Linked DNA regions of Homo sapiens: region 2 is linked to region 1. A link is a contact called in ENCODE Hi-C or POLR2A ChIA-PET data. All regions are on one chromosome and are shown on one strand. Each heading gives the region's core, a stretch centred on a gene start or an enhancer-like site at or near the end of the contact. The rest is flanking DNA. Distances are from core to core; before and after follow the strand shown.

Region 1 (6,595 bases), core at 129-2,628:
CAAGCAAACAGTCCCTGGGGCTAACCCAAAACAAATCCAACCACAAAATAAAACCCTGGGAATCACTGGCCCTGAAAATCCTGTCTCTCCTCCCTTACGGCCTCAAGCTCAGCAGGCTTAACGCTAAGGGTGAACAGCCACTGCCTTGCCACCTGGCTCGAGAGTTTTCATTCACAAATCTAGGTCTGCTAACACGTGAACTCTCAAGCCCAAAGCTACACAGCCCTGCCACCAACTGGGCCTCGCTGCCCTGGCTTCTTCGCCACTTCTTTACAGCAGCGGCCCATCCCCTCAAGTGGACAAAGCTGTCCCTGCCTCTCCAGGGAGAGGTGTGACCCTGGCAGCCCACACAGTGCACAGAGTTGCTCCACTGCACACCACTGCTTCCTCCCAGCACCCCTGCCACAGTGCGCGGAGCCCGGCAGACATGCTGGGTAAAATCTGGCGGGCCCATGTACCCACTGGACAGGCTGGAGGGGAGGAGGGGGCAGAGGCTGGGCCAGGGGAGCACAGTCTGGAATGGGGCTGGGGCCTGGTCAGGGCAAGGTCAAAGTCCACTGACACAAAGCCACATTCCTTTTCCCAGAGGTGACTCGGACACAGAAGACAAGGCCCTGCTTGCTCTCCTGGGAAGGGCTAATCAGATAGAGGCGCTTGCTTCCTGGATTCCATCCGGCAGGCACGTGAAAGGGTCAGAGGTAGCAAATTATCAGTAACGGTCGTCTTCCTTTCACTTGTTGACAACCCGAAACTTTTCTTAAAACAATGCCCTCTGACTGGCCAGGGAAGACCGATCGCATTCTAGCCCCGCGGAGGAGGACCCGGGAGCCCGCGGGCTTCACCGCGGGTCCCGGACAGGCAGGTCGCACCCGATGCCCACCTACAGGGACGCTCGCCCGGAGGCCAGGGGAACCCCTGGACCGGAGCCGGGCAAGCTGGTTGCTGGTGGTTACGGAGAAGCAGGGAGGCCGTGGCTCCAGATCTCAGCGCGGTGGCTGCACCGGAGAGGTCGGCGTGACCGGGCGGGGCCTCCGCCAGAGGTAGACGGGGTCGCCCACGGCAGGGCGCGGAGCCTCTGCAGCCCGACCCTCCCGGCAGGCGAGCCCCGCAGCCTGCCAGCCCCGGCCCATGCCGGACGAGGACGCCACCCAGAACGCGGGCCCGGTCCCCGGGCAACGGCTGGCGCGGCGCCCCGGAAGGAAGCCGGCCCCGGCGCCCCCGCGGCCCGCCCCGGCCCCGCGCTCACCAGCCATCGCACCACACCCTCACGGCGCGCCTGCCCCCCGGGCCCGGCTGCTCTGCGCCGCCTGCAGCCCCGCGCCCGTTCCGGATCATGGCCCCGCAGCGGCGGCGCGGACAGCCTGGCAGCTCCCGGCGACTCCGAGCGCCGCCGCCCGCCCCGCCAGGCGCACGCTCAGCGGCCGTCACGCGGGCCTCACCCGCTGCGCACGGCCAATGGCGTGCGCCGCTCGGCCCGAGCCCCGCCCCCGCCTCCCCCGCCCCGCCTCCCGCCCTCCGCCCCGAGCCCCACCCCCCGAAGGCCGCGCCCCACCGCACCTCCGCGCACGGCCAATGGCGTGAGCCCCTGACAGAGTCCCGCCCCCTCCAAACGCACAGCCAATGGCGTGTGCCGCGCTTTCCGAGCCCCGCCCCCCGACCCACACCTGGCCTCTCCGCACCGCCCACACCTGGCGCTCGGCTGGCGGGGCAGTGCGGCGTGGGGACCGTCCCACCGCCGCCACCTCCGGGAACCTCCACGGGGCGCTGTCCCAACCAGGGGAGTTTTTTTTCTTATTTTTTGGCACAATAATCTACAGTTGTCCCCTGTCCAACCAAGGGAGTTTTAAGCCACGACCGAGCTGCCAGGCGGCAGACCTGAGCCCGGGGAGCCCGCGCCGACCACTCGGGGACACCGGAAGCCAGTGCAGAAACGTTTAATAGAAATAAAAAGGTCTGCATAGAGCCGAGGCTCGGAGCCACCCCTCTGCCGCACATCCAGTACAGAGAGGATTCTATAAAGTTCACACTTTTTCATTAAGTAGTAGTAGAAATACGGTGAGGCCCTGAGACTGGCCTGGTGAGCGAGGAAAGGCCGCTGGGCGCTTCCACTCTGCAGGCCGGGGCTGAAATAACCCGAGTTCCGTTCTCACAGAAAGGTGCGGCTGCCACCTCTTGACACAGAGGCCGGATGGGCAGGTGTCCTCGATGGCCAGGCCGTATCAGGGTACAACCGCAGCAGTGCAAGGGGCTTCCTCAAGGACAAATGGCTAAAAATGTCACGGTGAAAATGTCATCCCCAAAGAGTTCGTTCTCCCTAGACCCGTGGGGGCAACCCAGCCTTCACCGTGACACTGGCCATCTGCAAAGTGCCAACTGTTCTTCATCGAGCACGTGATTACGTCACTTTCTTCCTTTTTGTGCGTTTTGTGCAGCCCCTGCCAAACCAGCCCCCTAGGATGGGGGCCGAGCTAAGCGGTGCACCCCGGTCCCCAGGCGGGGCCTCCTCTCTGCTTCTGCACAGCGACTTCCGACTGTGGCTGCCTTCTTCACCAGCACGCAGGGGAGTCGCCAGTGAGAAAATGGGATCCTGCCACCTGCCAAAAAGGGAAAGCGGCATCAGGCGGGCCTGGGAGCCTCTCGCAGTCACACCTGCCCCAGCTCGGGAAAGCTGTCTGCGGTCCCTGCCTTCCCATCCCCTTCCCTCCCGTGTCAACTGCGGCGGGGCTCTGGTTGGCGGCAGCTTCATTGTTACCAAGCTGCAGAACGGATGTGGGAGAGGTCACCTCTTAGGTGGTGACTCAAAGGTCGGCACCCACACTAGCTCGGTCTCCTCAAAACTCCGTGTCCTTGTCCACCACTGAGCGGCGTGCACACACAGGGTGGGGCAGCAGTGGCCCCAGGGCTGCCTCCGTCTCCAGGGATGAGTCACTAGCAACTCTGGGCCCCACCTTCCACTTGTACCGCTGGGGCAGGTGGACCAGACCCTCTCCCCCTTCCCAGCTGACTAGGGAGGCGTGGCCTACAGACGACCCCGTGAAGAAAGCATGTGTCTGACGGAGATGCAGAACCACAGATCATAACTTAAGATACAGATACGCACTGATAAGGAAAATGAGCTAAGTTAATGTAAAAAAAAAATACAGTACACGATAGCCCACATCACAGAACACCACACACATAACATACAAGAAGTGCCAGGCCCAGAAGGTGAAGGGATCCTTAATTTCTTGAACCCTTTGATTAAAAGAAGTTATTGATTTCCCCTATAAGACCCTGAAAATTCACAGAGAAAGAGAGTGTAAACTTTTTACTCAATACATACACCAAGTCTAAATTATCACAAATTCTGTATTAAGGCACAGTTTGTTTAAGCTTTCCCAAAGTACGCCAACTCCCAAAACCAAGCACACAGATTCTGTCTGACCAGAGCTGCCGAGTGCTCGTCCCCTCCAGATGCTTCCCACCAGGCATCTCGGAGAGCTCCACGGGGAGGCCTGGAGCAGGAGCACGCGGGCAGAATCCCTCTCCCCGCGGGGATTGTGTGTGCCACATCAGCCAGGGCAGGAGTGGCACACGCAGGGTCTCCGCCAACCACCGAGGTCAGGCCCTCTGGAGACCACCACGCTTCAGTCATGCCTCAGGCACCACTGCAAACACCTCAGAGCTTCCTCCACACTCAGCTCACGAGAGAAGACAGACAAGGCCCAGCACACAGAGGTGCGGGGAAGCAGGCTGCTGCAGCGGCTCACTCACCTGCTATAGGCGGGGATCTCCAAGCCCAGCTCGGCCATGAGGAGCCGCATGACGTCATCACACTTCCCATGTAGCTTCAGGGCAGCCCAGTCATCCTTCGGGGTCCACTGAGGACAGGGAAAGCCGAGTGAGAGTAACAGCAGCCCAACCCTTCCCGGTGGCCTGTCAGCCTTGGCCCCTACGGGCTCAGTCGGTGCTCCCTGAGCACCCACGGGGGCCCTATCAGACCGCCCTGGTGCATGGGTGTGGGGTGTCTCTGGCTGTGCGTTCTAAGACCCAGATCTAAGGACGTGGCTCTCAGCACCCGAGTTACCTGCAGGTTCACGATGTAAAGCTTCGGCCGCCGGCTAGGGGGCTTGGTCATGCACCAGAGGCGTGGGTACTTCTTTAGAACCTGTGGAAGCAGACAGACAGACACCGCACACACACAAGGGACAAGTCTGTACAGTGCTGGGCCGCAGAGCTGGACACCCTCGGGCGGGCAGGGGCTCGGTTCACTCATTGTGTCATCGGCACGTACCTTCAGGCTGGACCCTAGACACAGGATGGTGTCTGCTCTGCTGGCAGCCTCGGTCGCCGCTTCCCAGTTCAAAGGCTGCCCCAACGTCCCCCTCTCCCCAAAGTGCACAATGGTGTCCCGCAGCTGGGTCCCACACTTGTGGCAGGTCCGGCCTGTCTGGTGTCTGTGGAGGGCAGTGCGCTCCGTCACATCGAACACCCGCACGTACTCCCTGTTGGGAACGCAGGAGGTACAGACCTAGAGGCAAGAGGGCACAGTGAGTGGGACCCGCCTGCCCATGGAGACCCTGGGTCCCTGCAGGACTGCTCACTTCAATGTACATGTTCCCGTGGAGCTCGGAGATGGCCGTGCGCGGCAGCCCACTCCTCAGGTGGAGCCCGTCACAGTTCTGAGACACCACATGCTGCACCTGGAAGGCAGAACGGGTGGCAAGGGGAGGGATGGCTGCCAGTGGTGGTGGGGAGGTCAGTACCCGGCCACAGCGAGGCTGTTCTGAGCCCCGCCGATGGCTCCCAAAACCAGGGGCAGCTCCGTCCCCCCAGAGAGCCTTAGAAAGTAAAACACACAACAGGTCCAACCACCAGGAGTCAAGAGGGCCTGTGGTGGGGAGGGGCTGTCCTTCCTCCAGCCCTGATGCACCTGGAGTGGCTGGGAGGGCAAGAGGTTGCACCGTCCCGGCAAGGTTGGGAAGTGGCTCGGGGTTTGGCAAGGGCCACTCTGCCCCAGATCCATGCTCTCTTGGGTCATGACATTTCAGGTCCCTGGGGACCTAGGCAGATCAACCACTACACCCCATTGGTTGAGGGTGTTCAGCAGAAGGTCCCCAGAGATGTCCTATAAGCCTCCCCTGTGACTAGGATGGCTTCTGAGGTCCACAGAAAAATGCAAGGGAATCACAAAGGGGAAAGGCCACCAGCAGCTCTGAGGCTGAGGCTGGCTGCGGATGGGATGGTTCAGAGGGGGAGCTCCCCTTCTGTCCTGGAGAGTCAAGCACAGGAGGATCAAACCCGCGGCCTAACCCGCTTGGTGGGTGCTCATCATGGGAGTCAACTGGCAGACAGAGGGCGGGTGCAGTTAGTTGCCCACTGGGCACCAAGGTGCTCTGCCTGGTCCCTGGCAAGTGTACCAGCCACCCAGGGCTCTTACCAGCTTCTGCTCATGCAGACGGGTGATGCTCATGTGGGTGAGGGTTGGCTCGGCCTCGCTCAGGTCGGCAGCACTGCCAGGCAGAAAGGAAGGCAAGGTGAGGAGAGCTGGAGCTCAGGCCCGTGCTGCCGCTGCCCAGCCTATGTGGGAGGCCATGCCTGGCCCGCTTACCTAACGCTTCTCCCTTTCTGAAGCAGTGTCCACACTCCATTAGGGCCCCGGTAGTCTGGGATAGACGCTGCCTGCATGTCGAGAAAAAAGGTAAGCCAAGTCAAAAGGCACCACTGTAGGTACTGGCAGAATTCCCAGAAACGGAAAGCCACTGTCACTCCTGCCGCATTCCGGGCTGGCCTGCATGTTGGCCTCTATTCATTCCACAGGCTGACCTGCCTGAGCCCATATGGAGTGTACCCCAATTCGGCTCCTCCCTTCTACCTGGACTTCCGTTTCCCGCCTGGCCTGGCTCATCCTTCCAGGCTGCACGCAGCCCTGCCTGCCTCCGGAAGCCTCTCTGGCACCGAGCACAAAGCTGGGCTCTGTGGCACATGTGTCCTCCACACTGCAGGGGAAGACTAGTCATGTTCCTAAAGTGCCCCCAGGGCCGAGCCCACAGCTCACACATTTAGCAAATGGTGAATCCCTAGGTGGGTCCAGGCGACTGTCCATTCTCATGTCCCAGTGCTGACTATTCCCGCTCCACCTTAACAAAGGCAGAACAACTTCTTCAGATGAGATGAGCATCTAACTTCCCAGGTTTTCAATCCTGTGAAACAAACTGAGGCCCACAGAGGGCACACAAGATATGCCAGGATCAAGGTGTCTTGTGTTCCCTTTTGGGGACTCCCGACTCCTGCTTAAACTCAGAAAAATGCACCACCCCCCCGGACAGTAGTTCCGACAGTCACATTCAAGACGGGAACCTCAAACACTCCGATGAAATCCACTAGCTGCATGTGCTTTTAGTTGCCATTGGAAGTTCCATAACAGGTCACGTGACTGTTACATAATTACATGACTGGACTTTTTTTTTTTTTTTTTTTTTTGAGAGACGGAGTTTAGCTCTTTCGCCCAGGCTGGAATGCAGTGGCATGATCTCGGCTCACTGCAACCTCCGCCTTCCAGTTTCAAGTGATTCTCCTGCCTCAGCCTCTCGAGTAGCTGGGATTGCAGGTGCCC
Region 2 (6,461 bases), core at 612-3,111, 110 kb after region 1:
GGGGGCAGTGGGCACCCAGGAGCCCAGAAACAGGCCACTAAAAGGGCAGGTGGGTGAACTACCAGCCAGGCCACCAGCATCGGCCACAGGGAGGTCACAGCACCTCACCCAGAGCAGTCCAGCAGGTGACAAGCAGAGCATGGACGGGTGAAGCCCTAAGATGCAGATGGTGAAGAATGTTCCCCAGCAGCGGGCAGCAGGGTCCAGCATCCCGGCTTGTCCAGCATCCCGGCTCGTCCTGAGCCCTTGCTGTTCCCTAGCCAGGGTCCCAGTCACCACCCGCATGAGCCCAGTGCCACCTGCTGGTCCTTCCAGCTGCTTACTGCCAGCAGTACCAGAAAGGCACCAGAAAAGGTAGAGAAGGCACTATCTCCCCACCTGCTCCGGGACCCCCAACACTGCTGCCCCAGGCCTTGGAAGGAAGACCACGCCAGAGAGTGGCGGATGCCAGGTCTGCCTCGACAATCCATGGGGCTTCCCCGTACATCGGCAGTGGCCTCGGAAGGCAGGCCCAGCACTGGGGCGGTTGTGGAGGGTGCCTAGGACACAGCCAGCTTTGCCCCATGACGTGGGCGCCACGCCAGGGCTACGGGCCCCCCACTCCCCGTCATTCTCACGCTCATTCTCTGCAATGACCACAACTCCAGCTCTGGCCAGAGCCCCTGGGCCTCTAGTTGTCAGGTGGGCTTGATAGAACACATGACCTCCTGGGGTGTGTACCCAGTGCCCCGTCTCCGGCAGTGGCCTTTTGGCTACTTTAACCTGGTGTTCTCACAACCACCCAGTGAGGTGGCCCAAGCCTCAGTGACTTTCTCTTTCTGAATTCCGGCAAGAATCTTCAACTCCACCACCAGAGTTCCCCACACCGACACCCCCCGCCCCCCACGCCTGCTGCCTTGGGTGATAAAGAAGGGCCTGATTCAGGAGAAACAGAATTCTCCCTGCTTCTACAGGGCTGAAGTCCTCCCTCCAGGATGGGTTCACAAGGGCCTGAGACCCTCCCTTCCCAGGCCACAGAGGCCCACGAGGCCCTGCTGACATCGAGGAAGCTCGGTGCCCCAACCTTCAGGTAGAGCAGTAGAAAGGTTCAGAAACCACTCTGCCTGCACCGATGGGGTCCTCTGCACATGGCACCCCCAGAGAGCTCCACTTCCAGGAACAGGGAAGAGCAGGGCACGCCCTCCAGCCTGGGCGGATCCTGGCTCAGACGGCCTAGGTCTGACCCTAGCCCTGCTGAGTCACTTAACGCCCCCGTGCCTCAGTTTCTCCACTGGCAGGTGGGGTTAATCCCTGTCAAGTGTGTGTAACGTGGAGCACCGAAGAAACCACGCGTTCCTAGCCCAGTGCTGGCGCCCACCGGGGAGCAAACAAAAGGGAAACCACTGTGCCTGGCGGCTGGGGTAGGTCCTGCCGGCTCCTCGGGCTGGACGATCTCACTGTCCCCGTCCTGGGGCCTCATCTCCCCTTAACAAAAGACCCCAGGCTCAGGGCGCAGGGCGGCGGCCCAGCTCCTCCTCTCTCTTCGCCGGCTTGGACTCCGCCGTGACGGCGCCCACCCCTGCCTGTTTCTGCAGACCCTCTCCACCTTCCCGCAGCCCCGGCTGCTCCACGCCCCCTCCTACCAGCTGCGAGACACCAGCCCACGAGGGCGCGGGGCGCGCGGCCCGGCCGGAGATGGAGTCTGAGAACGGGCCCAACCTCAAAGGCACAGGGGGCGGCGCGGGGGCTGGCGTCTGGCCCTCACAGTGTCACGCGTGAGGTCGGGACGGAGCGTCCGCGCCTGCCTAGCCCCTGCCCTCCGGCCCTCACCTTCCGGAAGCCGGATCCAGCTCCTGCTCCCTCCATGACCGCAGCCTCAACGCGCGCCCACCGGAACCCCGCCCCGCGCCTCCAGCCAATGAGACCGGAGCGCGCCCCCGGAGCCCCGCCCCGCGCCCCTAGCCAATGAGTCCGAAGCGCCTGCTCTCGGAGCCCCGCCCCCACGTCTCAGCCAATGAGCCCGGAGCGCGCCCTCCAGCAGCCCCTCCCTCACGTCCCGCAGCCAATGAACTTGGAACGCGCCCTCCCGGGGCACCACCCTCACGACCCTCAGCCAATGAGCCCGGAGCATGCCCTCCCGGGGCCCCACCCTCATGCCCCTAGCCAATGAACCTGGAGCGCGCTGCCCCCTCTCAGCTTGCGGCCCGAAAGGCGCGCCAGTTCCTTTGTTCTCATTGGCCCGCACCAAGCGCTGCCTGCGCAGAGCCTGCTAGGAGTTGTAGTTCCCGCGGCCTCTCCCGGCGCGCCTTGTTCTTCCTGGATACTGAGGCCCCGACGCGGCTGTCGCGAGGGCGGGGGTCGGGGCTGCAGGCGGGGCAGGGCTGGGTGGGGGCGCGCGACGCACCTGCCTGCTTCCTGCACGGGTGGTCCCCAAGCACTGCGGGGCCCCAGCCCAAAGCGGACCTTGACTACCGCCCAGCCCCGCGCTCCCAGGACCTCCCGCCCGCGGAGCCCACTCGGATTGCTCTCCGCCCGGGTCGGCGGAGGCCCCGTCTCCTGTACCCGGCGCTGGGACTGCTCCGCACCGCGCGGCTCCCTTTCAGCAGCTGCGGGAGCATGCGGAGGAGGCCCTGCCGGCCCCGCGGGTCATGGAGGAGTTCCGGCGCTCCTACAGCCGCCTGTGCAGGGAGAGTGGGGCCGAGCCCCAGGAGGCTGTCCTGCAGCAGCTGCACCAGCTTCCCAGGGGCCGGCTGGACCTGGCCACGCAAAGCCTGACGGTGGAGACCTGCAGGGCCCTGGGCAAGCTGCTGCCGAGGGAGACGCTGTGCACGGAGCTGGTCCTGAGTGACTGCATGCTCAGCGAGGAAGGTGGGCAGGCGCGGCGGGGTGGATCCCTCTGCTCCTTAGCTGCCCACACCATTGCCTCGGCAGCCCGAGGTCGCTTCCTCTCCAGGCTCTCCAATTTCTGTGCCGTAGTTAAAGCGAGCAGGGGCGCCCCTTCCTGCACCTGGGAGTAGAGGGCAGTTCCTCTGTATGACGGGGGAGAGGCCTTAACATTCGCGGTCTTACCTGGTTCCCCGCGTGCAGAGCCGGCTTGGTGCCTGGCAGGGGCTGCAGGTGTTTCAAACATGACTTCGCAGCGAGACTCTTGGCCAGCGCCAACCCAGACCATCGGGACAGTTGTCCCTTCCTGGGTCTAGGGAGCTGCCCTGAAAAGGGGCCCACGGGGAGGGCCTTGGGGTCAGCAGGGGCAGAGAGTGACCGCCGGCCCCCCTTACACAGGGGCCACACTGCTGCTCCGAGGCCTGTGTGCCAACACCGTGCTGCGCTTTCTGGACTTAAAGGTGAGATACCTGCACTCTTGAGTGTCCGAGTGTGCCACCCAAGGGCAAGAGGAGAGGTGGAAGATGCCAGGTCTCGGGGGCCTGGGGTCTGGGCAGGTGGCTGGAAGCTGTCTGTGAGTCCCCAGGCCGCTCTCTGATGGCCTCCTGTGTGTGACCATCTCCAGAGCAAGAGTTCACATTGGCAAACAAGCCGGCCCTTGGAAGCCCCCTGAAGACAGGGAGCCCAGGAGCTGAGGAAGGCTGCAGGGTGCACCCCAGGCTTGTCCCCTGGCTGACCAAGGCCCTTGGGGCATGGGCGGGAATTCAGAGCCAGTCAGGGCACGCGAGTGACTACCGGCCTGTTTCTCTCCTAGGGCAACAACCTTCGGGCTGCAGGGGCCGAGGCTCTGGGAAAACTCCTCCAACAGAACAAGTCCATTCAGAGGTGGGTGGTGGTCCCGACCCCAGGCCCTGTCTCTGTGTGGTTGAGGATTGGCCCCGAGCACATGCTTCTGCAGCCCAAGAGTTCCCCATTGCCAGGTGCCCATGTTTCACATACGTTGGCAGGGGTAGGCAGAGGCTCCGGCCCATCAGACCCCAAGCCCACACCCGTCCCCAAGCCCTGGACCCCACGGGCTAGGCAGTCCCCTAGGTGAACACTGGCTTCTGCCCCTCCTGCAGCCTCACGCTGGAGTGGAACAGCCTGGGCACGTGGGACGATGCCTTCGCCACCTTCTGCGGGGGCCTGGCGGCCAACGGCGCCCTGCAGCGGCTGGACCTCCGCAACAACCAGATCAGTCACAAGGGCGCGGAGGAGCTGGCCCTAGCCCTGAAGGGCAACACCACCCTCCAGCAGCTGGGTGAGGCCTCCCAGGCGCCCTCAGGCTCCCTCATCCCTCTGAGGCTGCCTCTGCTCTGGGAAGTGAGGGGCTAGGGGACTGGCCTGTGCTCCTGCTCTGTTGATGACTGCAAGGCAGTGCCCCCTAGGGAAGCACCCCGGCCAGGCCAGCTCCCCCTCTGCCAGGTGCATTCTGTCTGGTGACTACAGGTTTCCTTCCAGACCTGCGCTGGAATAACGTTGGCCTCCTGGGGGGCCGGGCCCTCATGAACTGTCTCCCCAGCAACAGAACCCTGTGGAGACTGGACCTGGCTGGGAACAACATCCCTGGAGACGTCCTCAGAGCCGTGGGTACGGTGCAGGGCTGTGTGGAGTGACGCGTGAGCCTTTGACAGAGGCCTGTCCACCGAGGGCGGGGTGCCGGGCTCAGGACGGGAACTGATGAGGAGAGCAGCCTGAGAGCCCAGGGGAAGCAGGAAGGAGCGGAGGGGTCGTGGGGCACCTGTTTGGCACTTGAATGGCGTTCGCCACACATGGGCACTGTCCGAGGCGCCCTGTGTACTTGCTGAGTTCTTAGGACCTGTGCAGTGGAGGGTGCCCGTTTCACAGCTGGGGAAGCTGAGGCCGTGTGGCTCACAGTCCTGGCCTTGGTGGCTTTGCTGATGCTTCGGGTGGCCCAGGTCTTGGCCTTGGCCAGGAAGGCTCCCTGGTCACCCTGAGTCTGTGGCCCTGCATGTGAGTCAGGTGAGGTGGGGCCCCCTGGCTTGTGCTGGCCTCCACACATTCCCTCCCACCAGCGACCCCGAATCCTTGCAGCTGATGTCTCAGCCTCAGGCCCCAGTGCCCCAGACTCAGCTGGGGACTTTGCCAGGCCCCCCGTACTCCCTAATCCGCGCACAGCGGCAGCCTCTTCCAGCCCCTGTGCTGAGGGCTCATCCCTCCTGCTGGTTCTGCCTGGCCTCTGACTCCAGCTGCGCCGTCCCTGGCTTCGCCTCGGCACTGCCCTGGTTGTTGTCATCCCTCCTGACCTCTGCCCCCTCGCCACATGCTACCCAGATCTTTCCAGAACTGAGCTGGGCACAGCATTTGCCTCAGCATTGTGCAGTGCCCCTTGACCTTTGGGATGGTGGCCAGATGCCCCAGGATGGCCCTTGCCTTTTGCGGTGGAGCAGCTCCCACCACCTCTGCCCCACATGTGCACGCGCTCCCCAACACCAGGCGGCTCTTGCTCACAGCCCGAACCCCACAAAGCACTTCCACCCCCATGCACTGAGGGGGCACCCCTGACTTGCCGGGTGAGACGCTGCCCCACACGGCATAGATTCCCAAGCAGCCAGCCGCTGGGTGCAGGGCTGGTGGCCACCAGCTACTCCTGAGGCTAAGCAGCCCCGGGGTGACACAGCTCCTTTGTGTGTGTGTGTGTGTGTGTGTGTGTGTGTGTGTGACTGAGTTTCACTCAGTCACCCAGGCTGGAGTGCAGTGGCGCAATCTCGGCTCACTGCAACCTCCACCTCCCGGTTCAAGCGATTTTCCTGCCTCAGCCTCCCGAGTACCTGGGATTACAGGTGTGCGCTACCATGCCCAGCTACTTTTTTGTATTTTTAGTACAGATGGGGTTTCACCATGTTGGCCAGGCTGGTCTCGAACCCCTGACCTCAGGTGATCCACCCACCTCGACCTCCCAAAGTGCTGGGATTCCAGGCATGAGCCCCTGTGCCCAGCTGACACAGCTCCTTCTGCAGAGCAAGCCATGGGCCACAGCCAGGACCGGCTCACCACCTTCCAGGAGAACCAAGCCCGCACTCACGTCCTCAGCAAGGAGGTCCAGCACCTCCGGGAGGAGAAGTCCAAGCAGGTGAGGATGGCGCCTTCACTGACCTTGGAGCTGCTTATGGCTGGAGGGCCTGGCCACGTCCTTCCTCCCTCAGCCCCGTGGTCTGCCCATCTTCCCTTCCTCGGGGCCCTGGAGCCTCTCTGAGTGGCTGGTACCAGGAAGGAGGGGCGGCCTCCTGGTCTGATCTGCAGGTGGACTTCCTTGGGGAGCTGGCGTCTGAGCCCTGAGGCCTCGCTCTGCAGGGGCCACCCTTCCTGTGAAGGAGACAGGGCACCGTGGGTGGAACCCTCCGCTGCCTTGCCACATTGGTGGGCGCTGGCTCTCCTTCCCCCTGAGAAGGTCAGGTGGACAGGCTGCAGGTGCCCTGACAGGGCTGCGGCTGTCTCTGTCCCCAGTTCCTCGACTTGATGGAGACTATTGATAAGCAGCGAGAAGAGATGGCCAAGAGCAGCAGGTGAGCGGGCCCAGGGCAGGGGCAGGGTGAGGC

Evidence for each region. Hi-C counts contacts between places; a loop is a spot of excess contacts on that map. ChIA-PET counts read pairs that join two places held with the same protein, here RNA polymerase II (POLR2A). Pooled maps may share reads with other maps.
Region 2: a map of B cell shows a loop between it and region 1 (19-fold over the local background). The contact joins the promoter of CENPX here to the promoter of PCYT2 in region 1. A Hi-C loop is called at or near these places in 10 of 168 maps with a recorded cell type or tissue (B cell, Caco-2, HAP-1 and 7 more), 17 of 37 single-sample maps with no recorded cell type and 18 of 50 pooled maps. POLR2A ChIA-PET finds 5 or more read pairs at or near these places in 17 of 52 experiments (AG04450, BJ, Caco-2 and 11 more).

Annotation. Positions count from the first base shown.
Region 1 is chr17:81,910,021-81,916,615 of GRCh38, forward strand. It overlaps PCYT2 (phosphate cytidylyltransferase 2, ethanolamine), which reads right to left and starts at 1,379. Exons shown (of 13, transcript NM_002861.5): 1 at 1,247-1,379. The coding sequence starts at 1,335. It overlaps SIRT7 (sirtuin 7), which reads right to left. Exons shown (of 10, transcript NM_016538.3): 4 at 5,591-5,661; 5 at 5,420-5,492; 6 at 4,584-4,682; 7 at 4,274-4,510; 8 at 4,067-4,147; 9 at 3,754-3,860; 10 at 1,919-2,594. The coding sequence ends at 2,396. RefSeq lists silencers at 943-1,082, 1,243-1,532, 1,563-1,732.
Region 2 is chr17:82,021,017-82,027,477 of GRCh38, forward strand. It overlaps CENPX (centromere protein X), which reads right to left and starts at 1,862. Exons shown (of 5, transcript NM_001271006.2): 1 at 1,810-1,862. The coding sequence starts at 1,845. LRRC45 (leucine rich repeat containing 45) reads left to right here and starts at 2,289. Exons shown (of 17, transcript NM_144999.4): 1 at 2,289-2,847; 2 at 3,262-3,323; 3 at 3,677-3,747; 4 at 3,984-4,162; 5 at 4,363-4,491; 6 at 5,883-5,995; 7 at 6,370-6,428. The coding sequence starts at 2,628. RefSeq lists enhancers at 117-789, 2,339-3,262 and a silencer at 1,553-2,602.